Regions from separate parts of the Mus musculus genome. Here region 1 is linked to region 2. The links are chromatin contacts, found by POLR2A ChIA-PET in ENCODE. All regions are on one chromosome and are shown on one strand. Each heading gives the region's core, a stretch centred on a gene start or an enhancer-like site at or near the end of the contact. The rest is flanking DNA. Distances are from core to core; before and after follow the strand shown.

Region 1 (6,546 bases), core at 3,514-6,013, 76 kb before region 2:
TTTTTGTTTTTGCTTGGTGGTTTGTATACAGTCATATCAGCTACCAAAGAATGATTCGAGAGTACAAATTCCCTTAATGTACATCACCTCAAGTTAGGTTACTGCCGAAGCCAGGGCTGTAGGAAGGGGTCAGGAACCTGGCTGTGACTTAAATATTCACGGCTAAAGAGCAGATTCCAGGACCTGAATTACACTCTGTAGCAACCTGCCAGGCCTCGGGGTACATTTATGATAGTAGCAGGCAATCTAACCCACGCCAGTGATTAGCCAGGGGCATGTCATCAAGTCGGAAGCTCTCCAGCTGGGGAGGGCAGATGGACCCACAGAGATCATCGTGCAGGCCCTCAAGCTCCAACGAAAGGGCACTCCAAAAGGGAGGCTCCCCTCGGCTTCTGTTCCACCACAGCCTACAGGTTGAACCTCAGAGTTGTTCAGAGAGCACTCTGAAGAGAGAATGCTAAGACAGTGCCCCATAATATTCTTTTCCAGGACAAAGAAAGTATCTGTTCATAGGCCATGTTATGTGTCTTAGTTAGGGCTTTAGTGTGAACAGACACCATGACCAAGGCAAGTCTTATAAATAAACAACATTTAATTGGGGCTGGCTTACAGGTTCAGAGGTTCAGTCCATTACCATCAAAGCGGGAACATGACAGCATCCAGACAGGCATGGTGCAGGAGGAGCTGAGAGTTCTACATCGTCATCTGAAGGCTGCTAGCAGAATACTAGCTTTCCAAGCAGCTAGGATGAGGGTCTTAAAGCCCACATCCACAGGCTCCCTACTCCAACAAGGATATACCTACTCCAACAGGGCCACATCTTCTAAAAGTGCCATTCCCTGGGCCAAGCATATACAAACCACCACAGTATGTAGCATCTGAAACGGACTCTGACTAACCATTTCCTGACCAAGAGCTGAGCTTCCCTAATGCCTTACACGGCTGCTTTGCACTATCTATGGTTGTCCATCTGTTCTGAGGAAAGGGTCTGGGTGAGTGGAGCGTCTAGAAGTACTTTCATATGAAGAAATGAGCAGGAAAATAATTCCTGTTTTCTTCTATAGAAGGTAAGGCTAAGTATCTCAAAGAAAACCCACAGACGGTGAGTGCCAACCTTCAGATTTTGGCAGTGTGGAGCCAGCGATTAGAACCAAGGATTTCTGCCCGATTCCTGGTGAAGCTGATAAACACCAGGTAGGTAGGTCCACTGACATGCCTGACACGCTGAGTTGTCTAACTCTGAACTTGCTACTTTTCCTATTGCTGTAAGAAAGTATGTGACCAAAGCAACATAAGGGACTTACAGGAACTAGGGTGGCTAAGGTTTGGCTCACCTCACAGTGGGGAAGGCACAGGAGCGGCTATGTGAGGGGGCTGCTCACACTGTGTGTCCACAGTCAGGAACCAGGTGTTGCTAGAGTTCTGTTCTCTTTTATCCAGCACACGAGATGCTGCTGCTCTCATTCAGAGCAAGCCTTCCCTTCTCACCCGAGCCTTTCTGGAAACACTCTCTGAGAAGTTTCCAGAATCATGCTTCCGTGACACTGACAATCAAGATTAACTATCCCAAATCCTGACACTCAATGGGCTCCGCTCCTCCCCCGCCCCCTTGTTGGCAGGACACAAGTAAGGCAGAAGACACACAGATCTAAAATGACTCTTCTGATGGGTTCTCCATTAGCAACTGGAGAATCAACATCTATACTAGGCTATAAAGATAACACCAGAGACTAGTTTCAGAAGAATCCGATTATTAAACCTGAATGATTCACAGTCATGCTTAATTTCTCAAATAGACACAGTTCTCCAAAAGATATTGTCACTTCATAACGCATAAATCTCCAGTGCACTCCTTAAAGTATGGCTGTCCTCAGGAAGAAATGACATGGGACACCGGCAGAAACGTGTCATGTTTTCAAGCACTTTTATCTGTCTCCTTTCCACTATGCCAAGTCAAGACTCCTCATTTATCCCTACAGTGGGTGCTCTCAAGCCTCAAAACTCGTGTTTTCCCCATTCCCATCCTCCTGGATTCTCCACTCAGCTAGTGATACATTCCTGTCCCAAGAAGGAAAACTGAGTATCTTGCTCTGACTGAAGTCTGTGCATGACTTCACAAAGTTTCCAAATATCAGCTTTAAAAGAGGACTAATATGGGGCTGCCGCTCAGTGATAGGTTGCTTGCCTACCATATACAAGGCCCTGAGCTCCAACCCCAACACTGAAAAAGAAACAACAGATGTGAACCTACGCTATTTCTCGAGTTTCCTGCCATGGTCTCTTCCTGGGGGCCTACTTCCATCACCCAGGCCCCACATCCTAGAGGTTCTACAACTTCCCCACACAGCGCCACCAGCTAGGGACCAAGTGTACAAACATGAACTCATCGGAGAGGGTGTCTGGTGTAGAATGATGAGAGTAAAATGCTGTGTTTCTTGGGACAATCCCACCTACATATAAAAGCACTTAAATATAGTCTGGGAAGGTTTTTGTGCTATGCCAGATTTATATATACATGAGTAACATTGGCCAAATTATCATCTTTTCCGTTATTTCCTAAGTATGATCCTAAGGAAGGGTTTTCTGAATGCTGTTTATAAGAAAAACACATGAAAGCTGCTTTATTTTTGTCCTTGAAGAATGCAGGATGAGCAGTAACGCAGTACCAATGGAGGCTCTGGTTCACTGTTAGACACTGCCATCTAGCAGGAAGCCAGCAGATGAGTTATTACAACCTCAGAATTTTGACACACCTTTTTGGTCATTTGATGCATTGCCTTTGGCTTAGAAGCAAAAGACAGGTTTCTGTTTTCTATTTTGCTGCTTTTTTCTTTTCTAAGGCAGGGTCTGGCTACATAGCCTAAGCTGGCCTCTAAATCACCTTCTCTTGCCTTGGTTTCCAGAATGAGCGCTAGAAATACAGGCCATTGAATAAGAAAGAACGAGAGAACGGAAGAAAGAAGGAAGGAAGGAAAGAAAGAAAGAAAGAAAGAAAGAAAGAAAGAAAGAAAGAAAGAAAGAAAGAAAGAAAAGAAAGAAAGAAAGAAAGAAAGAGAGAGAGAGAGAGAGAGAGAGAGAGAAAGGAAGGAGAGAAAGACAGAGAGACAGAGAGACAGACAGGAAGAAGTATGGTGGAGGAGAAGGTTTACTGGAGAGGTGATAGTGTGCACAGTAGATATGAGGGAGAGCATAGCCCAAGGCAGGGACAGCTGAGAGAGTCCAGAGTGGATATGACCAGTAGACTGAGGCAGGCCACGGGAGGGGGTGGGGAAGCAAGAAAAGGGAGGGCCAGGAGACCAAGAGCCAAAAATGGTGGGGGGGGCGCTGTCATAGCCAAAATGACAGAGTTATATAGGGCAGAGCAACGGAGGGAAGGACTGCTCACCGGAGAAGTTTAGGGTAGAAGGCTGGGTATGCCAGCCAGGAGGACCCTGTAACTTGTAGGGACTGAGAGATGCTGGGAGAACATGACTGCCAAGCTACACTTTGATATGTTAATAGGGACCTCTGTTAGTCCTTTATCACAGGTTTGAGACCTAACAGCAGTGGAGCACTACAGACATCTTGGAAAGCATTTGAGAGGCAGCTCTAACCCTGAAACTGAGTATTCCGTTTGTTGCTAGCTGGAACACTCAGTGTTCAACAATGGGGTTGATTATTCGATGCAGAAACCAAGTCAGGCCCTACCTGAAAAGAACGCCATCTGAGAGTATCATGGAGCAAAGGGAAGCAAGATTCTAGTTTGTAGTATAATCTCTTCAGCAAGCCCGTGCGAGAAGTGGTGCATCTCATCTGAAGGAAGGAAGGCTGAATTTGAAGGCATTACGGTCCTGAGCATCAGCTAGCCTTATTCCAAATTGAACCTATCCGAGTTGGATGCACTGCACAAAACAAGTCAGTCTTCATCAATTATTCTAAGCGCTGTTTCAGGGCATCATATCAGTGCTTAGGAGGTAATCTATTAGAGCTGTTATGTTAAGAAAAAGACATTTTCTGTAAGATGTCCTATCAGTTAATGAATCCTGGAAAATCCCAATCAAATGTCATTTTAAAATCACAATATCTGTATCTTGTAATACGAAATGAGTCGTATTTTGAGTATCCTAATTGGGTGCAAAAAGCCTAAGACTTGTGTGTGGATAATCAAAACCCGTTCTTCCGGAGTCTCTTCCAAAGTATCTACTAAATGCACAATGTATCCACCTCAGGAAAGTCAAAACTGCTACTCGCTGGGCACAAGTTCAATCAACAAGTGTTTCAAGGGAGCAGCACCCAGGTGCGAGCCGCAATTCTCAGCACAGCAGGGCCTTGAGACTTTTGCCTGGGGCCTTGGGAAGGAAGCAGAGTTGCTGCCCCAGCTCTGCGCTAAATCAGACCCTCGGGGTACCGCGCTCCTCCCGGTTCCACGAGCCCAGGGCTCCGGGACCACGTGCTCCCTGCTGTGCTCTCAGCGGCCAGATAGGCTTGCGCCCCAGTTTCTGGTTCCAGAAAGCCGTGCTTAGGGTTTCTAGGATCCCACCCCCACCTCCTCCCAGCGGAGTCAGATGCTCCGCCAGGGCCCAGCAAAGTGTCTCGTCTTACACTCCGCTTCTGCACAGCGCCCCAGTCTCCACCGGCAGCAGGAGACTCACCTTAGGCATCAGGGCAGCAAAACAAGTCCCCAGCACTGTACCTCAACAATCCTCCAACAATCCTCGGGGGGATGCGGGACGCTCTACCCACTCCCCAGAGTCCTCACTTTCTATTTACGCGCCTGAGCTCTTGCGAAGACCCGGAGAAGACTCGATGGAATGGCAGGCGCAGCTCCCGGATCATCCCGCCGAAGTCAGCCTGCGAGATCCTAGATCCACGTTTTCGTGGATGCGGTGTTTAAAAGCTAGCGGTCCCGGCTTCAAAACACTTTGGACAGCCCCTTATTGGTACCTCTCCCGGCTATTGGCTCAGGAACGCATCAGGTCCTGGAAATTCTGGAAAGTACTCTATAAGAGCCCCTCTTGAAAGGAAGGGTACTGATGTCCTTTTAAGTCATAGGAGACTACGCTCACGAGCCAGGAGGAATGAAGCACAAAGTCAATTCCCAATTTTGTTAAACCAAGGCTCCCAGCAGGGGATTGCTTTGGTCTCAGTGTCTTAGACTGGCTTGTCTGCTGCAACTTCCCGGTGACCATGGGGCTGGGATACCTTGGTGACTAAGTCAGACCTCACTAATGAGATTCGACCTCTCATGCAAATGTAGGGGCACCCAGTTCCAAATACTATCAGTGTACATATTCAGATCATAACAGGTATGTTAGCCACGGCTAAGTGGAGAAAAACAGCATCTGAGATTGATTTCAATTTTTTATTTGGTTGGTTGGTTGAGTTGGGAGTTTTGAGACAGTTTCTTGAGACAGGGTTTCATGACAATGTAGCCCTGGCTGTTCTGAAGCCCTCTCTGTAGCTGGCCTCCAACTCAGAATGCCCTTGCCTTTATTTTATATAGTATCTCACTATGTAGCCCAGGCTGGTCCTCAACTCTTTATCCTTCTATCTCAGTCTCCTGAGTAGTGCTGGGATTAAAGGAATGCACTGCCTGGCTTGAAGTGAGCTGTCTTGGTTTCTTTGGGGGAGTGGAATTATTGGTTATTGGTTTTTGTTTGTTTGCTTGCTTTTTTTTTTTTTTTTTTTTTTGGACAAAGCCACTGTGGCACTGTGACACTGACCTGACCTTGGGACAATGTGGTGCACAATGGCTGGAGAAAAGAACAACAGTAATACTGCATTTATTTACCCAAATTAGTTACTGTAAGCTCTCTCAATACAGACTCATCGGTCGTTCCTGAGGCTGAAAGGTGGACAGTCAGAAAGTGTGTGACTGATCCTTAGGAAAACAAAATTTGTGCAGCTGAGAAATGACCTTATAATATTTGCTGTCTATAGTGCTGAGTATTAAATCCACAGGCATTGTGCTAAGCAGTTCCCGTACCCAGGCCTAAAGAATGTGCTTTACTCTAACAGGAATCTCAAATTTGAAGGGGTTTTATTATTATTATTATTATTATTATTATTATTATTATTATTATTAAAGTAATAAGAAGTTGGACCCGGTTGTTTTGAGGCATGCCTACAATCCCAGCACTCAAGTAGAGTGAGATAGAAGGCTAATGAGTTCGAGGCTAGCCTGGGCTACACAGAGGGACACTTCTAAACTACTTTTGAAAGTATACTGGTTGGTTTTGTTTGTTTGTTTGTTGGCCAACTTGGCACAAACTAGATTCAATTGGAAGGGTGAACCTTAACTAAGAAGATGTCTCCATCATATTGACCTGTAAACAAGTATGGGCCGGGGCGACATTTTCTTGGCTAAAGACTGATTTGGAAAGGCCCAGTATACTGTGGGATGTGCCACACACCATGTCTAAGAAGTTAGTCCTGGGAAGTACCAGAAAGGTAGCCAGAAGAGGAAGCCAGGAAGCAGAGTTCTCTCATGGCTTTTCCTTTAGGTCCTGTCTCAAGTTCCTGCCCTAACTTCTCTTCTAATGGACTATCAACTGTAAGGTGATAAAA
Region 2 (5,992 bases), core at 2,616-5,115:
TCGCAGGGCCCTGAGCTAATGTTTGGTCTGTCTACATAGTCAACAAATACCACCCCGCTTTCTCAAAACAACCTAGCCTCCTTGGCAGAAGCTCCTACTTCTCAAAGTAGGGTGACTGATGTTTGGGAAAAGTGCCCAGAAACTGCTCTCAGCTAATAAATCACCAGTCAGCCAACAGGTATTGTTGTGGGTCGGCTTCATACATTGACCCAGACCATGTGGGGGAAAACAGAAAGTGAAAGAGTTTCTTGTTCTGAAGGAATTCTCAATTAGGGGAAATTAAAGAAGCAATTAGCTGCTAGATGTTGCTGCCCTCAATAGGTTCTCCTTCTGGCTTCCACCGAAGGAGGAGGGTTAGAAAGAGTACCACTCGCATCACCGACTCCCACTTGTGGATTTAGTCTGTGGGCCTTTTGAAAAGCAACTTCCTACAAAGGTACAAAGACCTGCCAGAGCATCCTTCACCCTGTACCAGCAAAGGGTCTCTCTCAGAAATGCTCTTCCAGAAAAGTGTACCTTCAGGACCAACAGGACCTTCTTCTACTGCCAGGAGCCTCCTTCGTCCTGCCATAGAAAAATCTGATGCTGAAAGAGGGCCAACATCCTCCCCACATTTGCCATGGCTCTTCTGTGTACCTTACATAAGCAGGACCCTGGTATCTACTGGGTCCTAAAGAACCACATATTTCTACTCTGTGAAGACAGGACTGTGGCAGCAGCTATTCTTGTGGAGGGTATATGCTTGTACCCTGTTAGGTATTTTGGTCCTAGTTTATCACCAGTCTTCTAAAATGCTTTCCCTGGGGGCCCTAAGGCTGGATCAGTGAATTTAGTTTTCTATGGAATATTTAAGGAAGCAGCTTCAAGAGTAAATGTTCAAGTCTGTGTTGTGTAACAATTTCCTCTGAGCTTAAGATCTCATTCTGCAGGAAGCGCCTTAAACAAAAAAGTAAACAAACAACACAAAGGGCTTCAGGAAGTCCCTGAAACTCACCAGATTCACTAGGCCCCTCACAACCAAAGCAAGCAACGAAAACTGAGAATCTGCTCTCGGGAAGGAAGTTGAGCTGCAAAGACCAGACCAGCTGCCTAGAAGTAGAAAAAAAAAAACGAGGTGCCTGGAAGAGAGTTAGACCAACTGAGGCTTCCAGAAAGTGCACTCTTCAACCTGCTGAGCTGCCTGCAGGCTGTGCAGTGCTTCCCAGCTGTGGGTTGCCCAGCTTTTGTGAGCTGTCACCCATGCTGGAGCAGGCCTTGATGATACAGCTCTCTGAGTCATTTCTAGTGGGATTCCTGTCTGAGGTGAATAGCCATTGCATTTTCCCATGAAAAGTTGTGTCACACAAAGGCTGACATCATAGTAGCTTATGCCTCCCATTCTCAGCATTCTGAGCTTTCTTAAGGGCATTGTGGGTGACAATGGAAACCTGTCCATAAAACTAAGCAAGAGATCTGTTTCTGTTGCAGTGTGATTACCTTTCATTCTATACTCTCAAGTACAGAATTGATTCGGATGTTATTATTATTTTAACTTCAGAGTATTTGTATATAGGGTGATGTGTCTCCAGGATACAGCTCAAGTCTAAACATGAAATTCATCCTGTTTCATGTACACCTCATTCATGCAGCCTGAAGAGAACTTTACACATTCTAAATATTTTGTGCATGAAGTTTTTTTTTTTTTTTTTTTTTTTTTTTTTTTTTTTTTTTTTTTGGTTTTTTGAGGCAGGGTTTCTCTGTGTAGCCCTGGCTGTCCTGGAACTCACTCTGTAGAGTGAGTTCTGGCCTGGAGCTCAGAAATTCGCCTGCCTCTGCCTCCCAAGTGCTGGAATTAAAGGCGTGCACCACCACACCCAGTCACGAAGCCAAGTTTAATGGTGTGAAATTTTCTCTTGTGACATGCTAGACTTCTAGAAATGTTGGACTTTATGAGATTGTATTGTCAATCGGAAATCAAAGAATGCTCATCCTAGGATATGAGGTCTCTAGACGTCCTTCAAGGGAGCAAAAGTGGGGTTCCATCCCCTCTGGAGTCATAACACAGGATCTGCCAGTCACTTTAATAAGTGCAAGATAAAGGGTGCTGAGCAGGTCAGTGATCGATCGAATATGTTTAATAGGAGCAAGCTCTGCGTTCCAACACCGCGGGGGTGGGGCAAAATAAAACTCTTTCAAAGGATGCTGCCCAGAAAGGTCCGGGTTACTGACAGCTTAGCTCTAGCTAAATCCCAGGTCCATTGTCTTCCGACCTGACACCAGAATGTCTCATCTCAGCTGGCAGTCTGCAAGCTGGAATGACGTCAGAGCGGGGCTGGCCAAGACCAGCGGATCTGGGAACTGCTTCTTTCCAGCCAAAGGGAATCTTTCCCAGATGCTGGGATACACCGTCAGGCCTCAACCCCCCATTCCCGCCCCTCCTCTCCATTACCAGCCTATCACACACAGCTTGGTTCATTTTCAGGAAATTAGATCCGACCAGCAAAAGGAGGAAGGAGGGGGGATGGGGGCTACTCATACACATGCGGCCCAAACCCTGCTTTAAAACAAAAGACTCTTGAAATAATTAGTCCAAGATCATGCAGAAGTCTACTTAAGAATGGATTTTTCACAAGCAACCAGACTGCCATACCAAAAAACTTAAAAAAAAAAAAGTTAGCTTCTTTCCACCTCGCCAACTTGCCTAGAAAAAGTGATCAAGATTTTGGGTACTTCTGGGGGAAGGGTGGGTGGTATTAACATCGAAGACTTGGCTCAGAAAGATCCAACAGGTAGCCTAGACAGGAAATCCAGACCCGCTTTCTAACCTGTAACACCTGAGCTGCCCCAAAGCCTCAGATGAACTAATTTAGCATCATCACGCGGTGGGGTGTGGGAAGCGGTTGGTGGTGGGTGGCTGGCTGTGCTGGAAGGTACCGTCACCACCTAGGCTGAAAGCAGACCCCAGGGTCTGGCCTTATTGCCAGAAAGCAAAGCTTTTGCCAGGCCAGCCCTGAGCTGGGGGCCCAGCTTTCTTTCTGCAAGGCTTTATCTATTCAGTAAAGCGACGCTCTTTTAATCCAGCGTCTGGCCCCTAGGAGCCAGTGAAAACCAACAAAGAAAAAGAAAGTCACCCCGCGCCTTGTCCCGCACGCTGCACTGTATACATATTTAAAATAGCCTGCAAAGTTTCAGAACCGGAACTTGAGCTCCCTCTAGGAGATCCTAGCCCGAGCGCGGATTTAATTCTCCAACCACCACAACAAAGAACAGAGTTTGAGAGCGCACAAAGGCAGGCGAAGGGGTAGAAGAGATGGACCGCCATACAAAGGCCGGGAAGACTCGGCTCACACGCCCCTGGCCCTCCACTCGCTTCCAGACCCCCTTTATTCCCAACAAAGTGAATGGGATCTTTCTAACTGCGCGCTGTGCAGAGCCCAGCAGGGCGCCAGGACGCCTTCTGGGCCGTCCCAGACACCGGGAAACTCGGCTCAGGACCTGAACCTGCGCGGTCCCTGTTCTCCCACCGGTCCAGGGACTCACCGTTACACCACTGGAATGGGTGCATCAATGAAGTCAAGGTCGGCTTCCGGGAGCAAACCGAGGCAAGGTGTTGGAGCTGGAGGGGCTGTGCACTGAGACCGCCGGGATGGAGATGCAACTCCCGGAGGAGTGGAGTCAAGGGTTACAGAGAGGCCGGTTTGCAGAGCAACAAAGAGGGCAGAGGAGGAAGCAAAGTCTTTTCGGAGCGAAGCCCTACCGAGGGCCCGGGCCGGGAGGGCAGCCGAGAGAGCCGGGATGCCCGGCCGAGAAGGCAGTAGCCAGGACACGAAGCCGGGCTTGGGTCCCACTGCGCTGAGCAGTGCGCGCTGGGATTCCGAAAACTGACACCGCACGGCTCACACCCCCCTCCCTAGGACTGCTCCCTCCCGGGAGCCCGCCCCCTTTTCGTCACCTGCCCTCCGGCCAATGGGAGCCTTTCTCCTGCCCTGGGGTATTATTTACAAGCCAGTTTACCCTCTGGACAGGGGAGCTTTTTTCTGGGTAGATTCCTACCCCGCCTCCTAGCCAGACCTGGGGAGTCCCTAGCCTGCAGAACGGCGTGAGAGGCGACGCCTGCAGGGGGCGAAGATCGCCGCCTCCTAGGACCCGGGCGGGGAGGGCTATGGTGGTGGAATGACACGAGGATTAGTGCCACTTTTGTTTTCCGCCTACAGATCCGTGTCTGTCTCGAATTTCTATAGCTCTGTAGAAGGCAGTCCTGGGAGTTGGTTCCACTTGTCCTTCGCCTTTAGACCTGGTTATGCGTGGCAGCTAGCGCATTCCCAGACCCACCGCGAAAGGAGAGAACTGAGGCAAAGAGGGCAAAGCAGATGAAACTCAAAACTCCATCTTCAAAGGGCTATTGTTCTCACATCACTTCAGGACAGAGCCTTCTTTTACAAACAAGAATAAGGCCTAAAGCTGAAGGCCATACCGTGCCAGGATTCCAATCTCCTAGACTGTGGCGAAAACCCGGAAACTGGCTTTGTCAATGGCCGGGACAGGGGTCTTGCTTCGGTGTTGAATGGACAGGGGATGAAGGGGGGGGGGGATCTCAAATCTCCATGTAGTATTATTTATTTTGGATGACATTGCATAGTTTATTTTATATGTTTATTATTTTGCTAATGGAAAGCTATTTGGTCCTAACTGACCTCCAACTCCAGAGATCTGCCCTCCTCTGTCTCCAGGGTGCTAGGATGAAAGGCCTGTGCCACCATACTCAGGCTTGTTTATGTATGCTTTTGTTTATCTTTCCACTTAAAAGAAAGTATTACCATCAGTGCATAGAGTATCATTGAAAGTACCCCGGTGCAAGGCGCCACAGCCACGTTCAGAAGCAGTGTGTTGAGTAGACCCACAAATAAGCAAGCAAAACGGCCTGCTCTTCCTTTGTCAGGACTTATCATCCCACTATTGATTTGTTGGAACTGAGTCTCTGGCCCCTGAGCGAGCTAATGCATGCGAATGAATGTTTTGCCATTTCCAAGCACAGTCGTTAAAGTATCAAATATCCTGACCTGCATCTCAGGGCTGCTGGAACAAATGCAATCTTCTTATCTCTGGGGATGGTCGGATAGTCTCCAAATCCAGAAGGCCTTTGTGGACGGTGATTGTGGTGTTTGCATATACACCGTACTTCCCTTAACATCAAGTTGCATACCCCCCACCCCCCAATATTTGTGTAACTTAACAATATGGAAGGCTCACTGTAGTTCATCAATTTAGTGGGGGCAGTGTCGTGTACAGATCAAATTTCTAGGTGTTGTTGTTATTGTTATGAAACAGGGGTTATTAACTATGTAGCCAGGCTAACCCCAAACATAGAGGTTTGACTACCTCTGTCTCTTGAGAGTTGTGTATGTGGCACCACCGCCTGGCTGTCTTAGTGGGATCACTGCAAAGGGTTTCTAAAGGCCTCTCGGATCCTCCCCTAAACCCCACCCCCTCCACTTTAGAGCCCCAGGGAGAAATGTGACATTTACTAACTCTGGAGCTTAAGCCCAGATATTGTTTTGTTTGTTTGTTTGTTTGGATGGTTTTGAGTTTTTGAGACAGGTTTTCTCTGTGCAGTCCTGGCTGGCCTCGAACTCACTCTGTAGATCAGGCTGGCCTCAAACTCAGAAATCCGCCTGCCTCCCAAGTGCTGGGATTAAAGGCGTGCTCCACCAAAGTGCTCCAGAGGCCAGGTCTACAGAGTGAGTTCCAGGACAGCTAGGACTGCACAAAGAAACCCTGTCTTGGGGGCGAAAAAGTGCTCCAGAACACTAGGCTGGCCTTGAACTCACAGAGATCCACCTACTTCTGATGTGCCTTGTTCCCTGTACCAACCCTGCAGCTGTGGAGAGAAATTAGTATGCTGATTTGATACTGATCAAGAATTCCTCTTCTCATGTATCCTTCTGATTCTTGCCTTTGCCTCTTCACTTCTCCTGGGTTGTGGTGCTTGCAGCTCTGTGTACCGTTCATAGCT

Evidence for each region. ChIA-PET counts read pairs that join two places held with the same protein, here RNA polymerase II (POLR2A).
Region 1: POLR2A ChIA-PET joins it to region 2 with 17 read pairs in Patski. The contact joins the promoter of Fut10 here to the promoter of Rnf122 in region 2. POLR2A ChIA-PET finds 5 or more read pairs at or near these places in 3 of 5 experiments (Patski and embryonic stem cell).

The regions. Positions count from the first base shown.
Region 1 is chr8:31,185,548-31,192,093 of GRCm38, reverse strand. It overlaps Fut10 (fucosyltransferase 10), which reads right to left and starts at 4,763. Exons shown (of 5, transcript NM_001012517.5): 1 at 4,632-4,763.
Region 2 is chr8:31,109,700-31,115,691 of GRCm38, reverse strand. It overlaps Rnf122 (ring finger protein 122), which reads right to left and starts at 3,865. Exons shown (of 6, transcript NM_001368375.1): 1 at 3,520-3,865. The coding sequence starts at 3,544.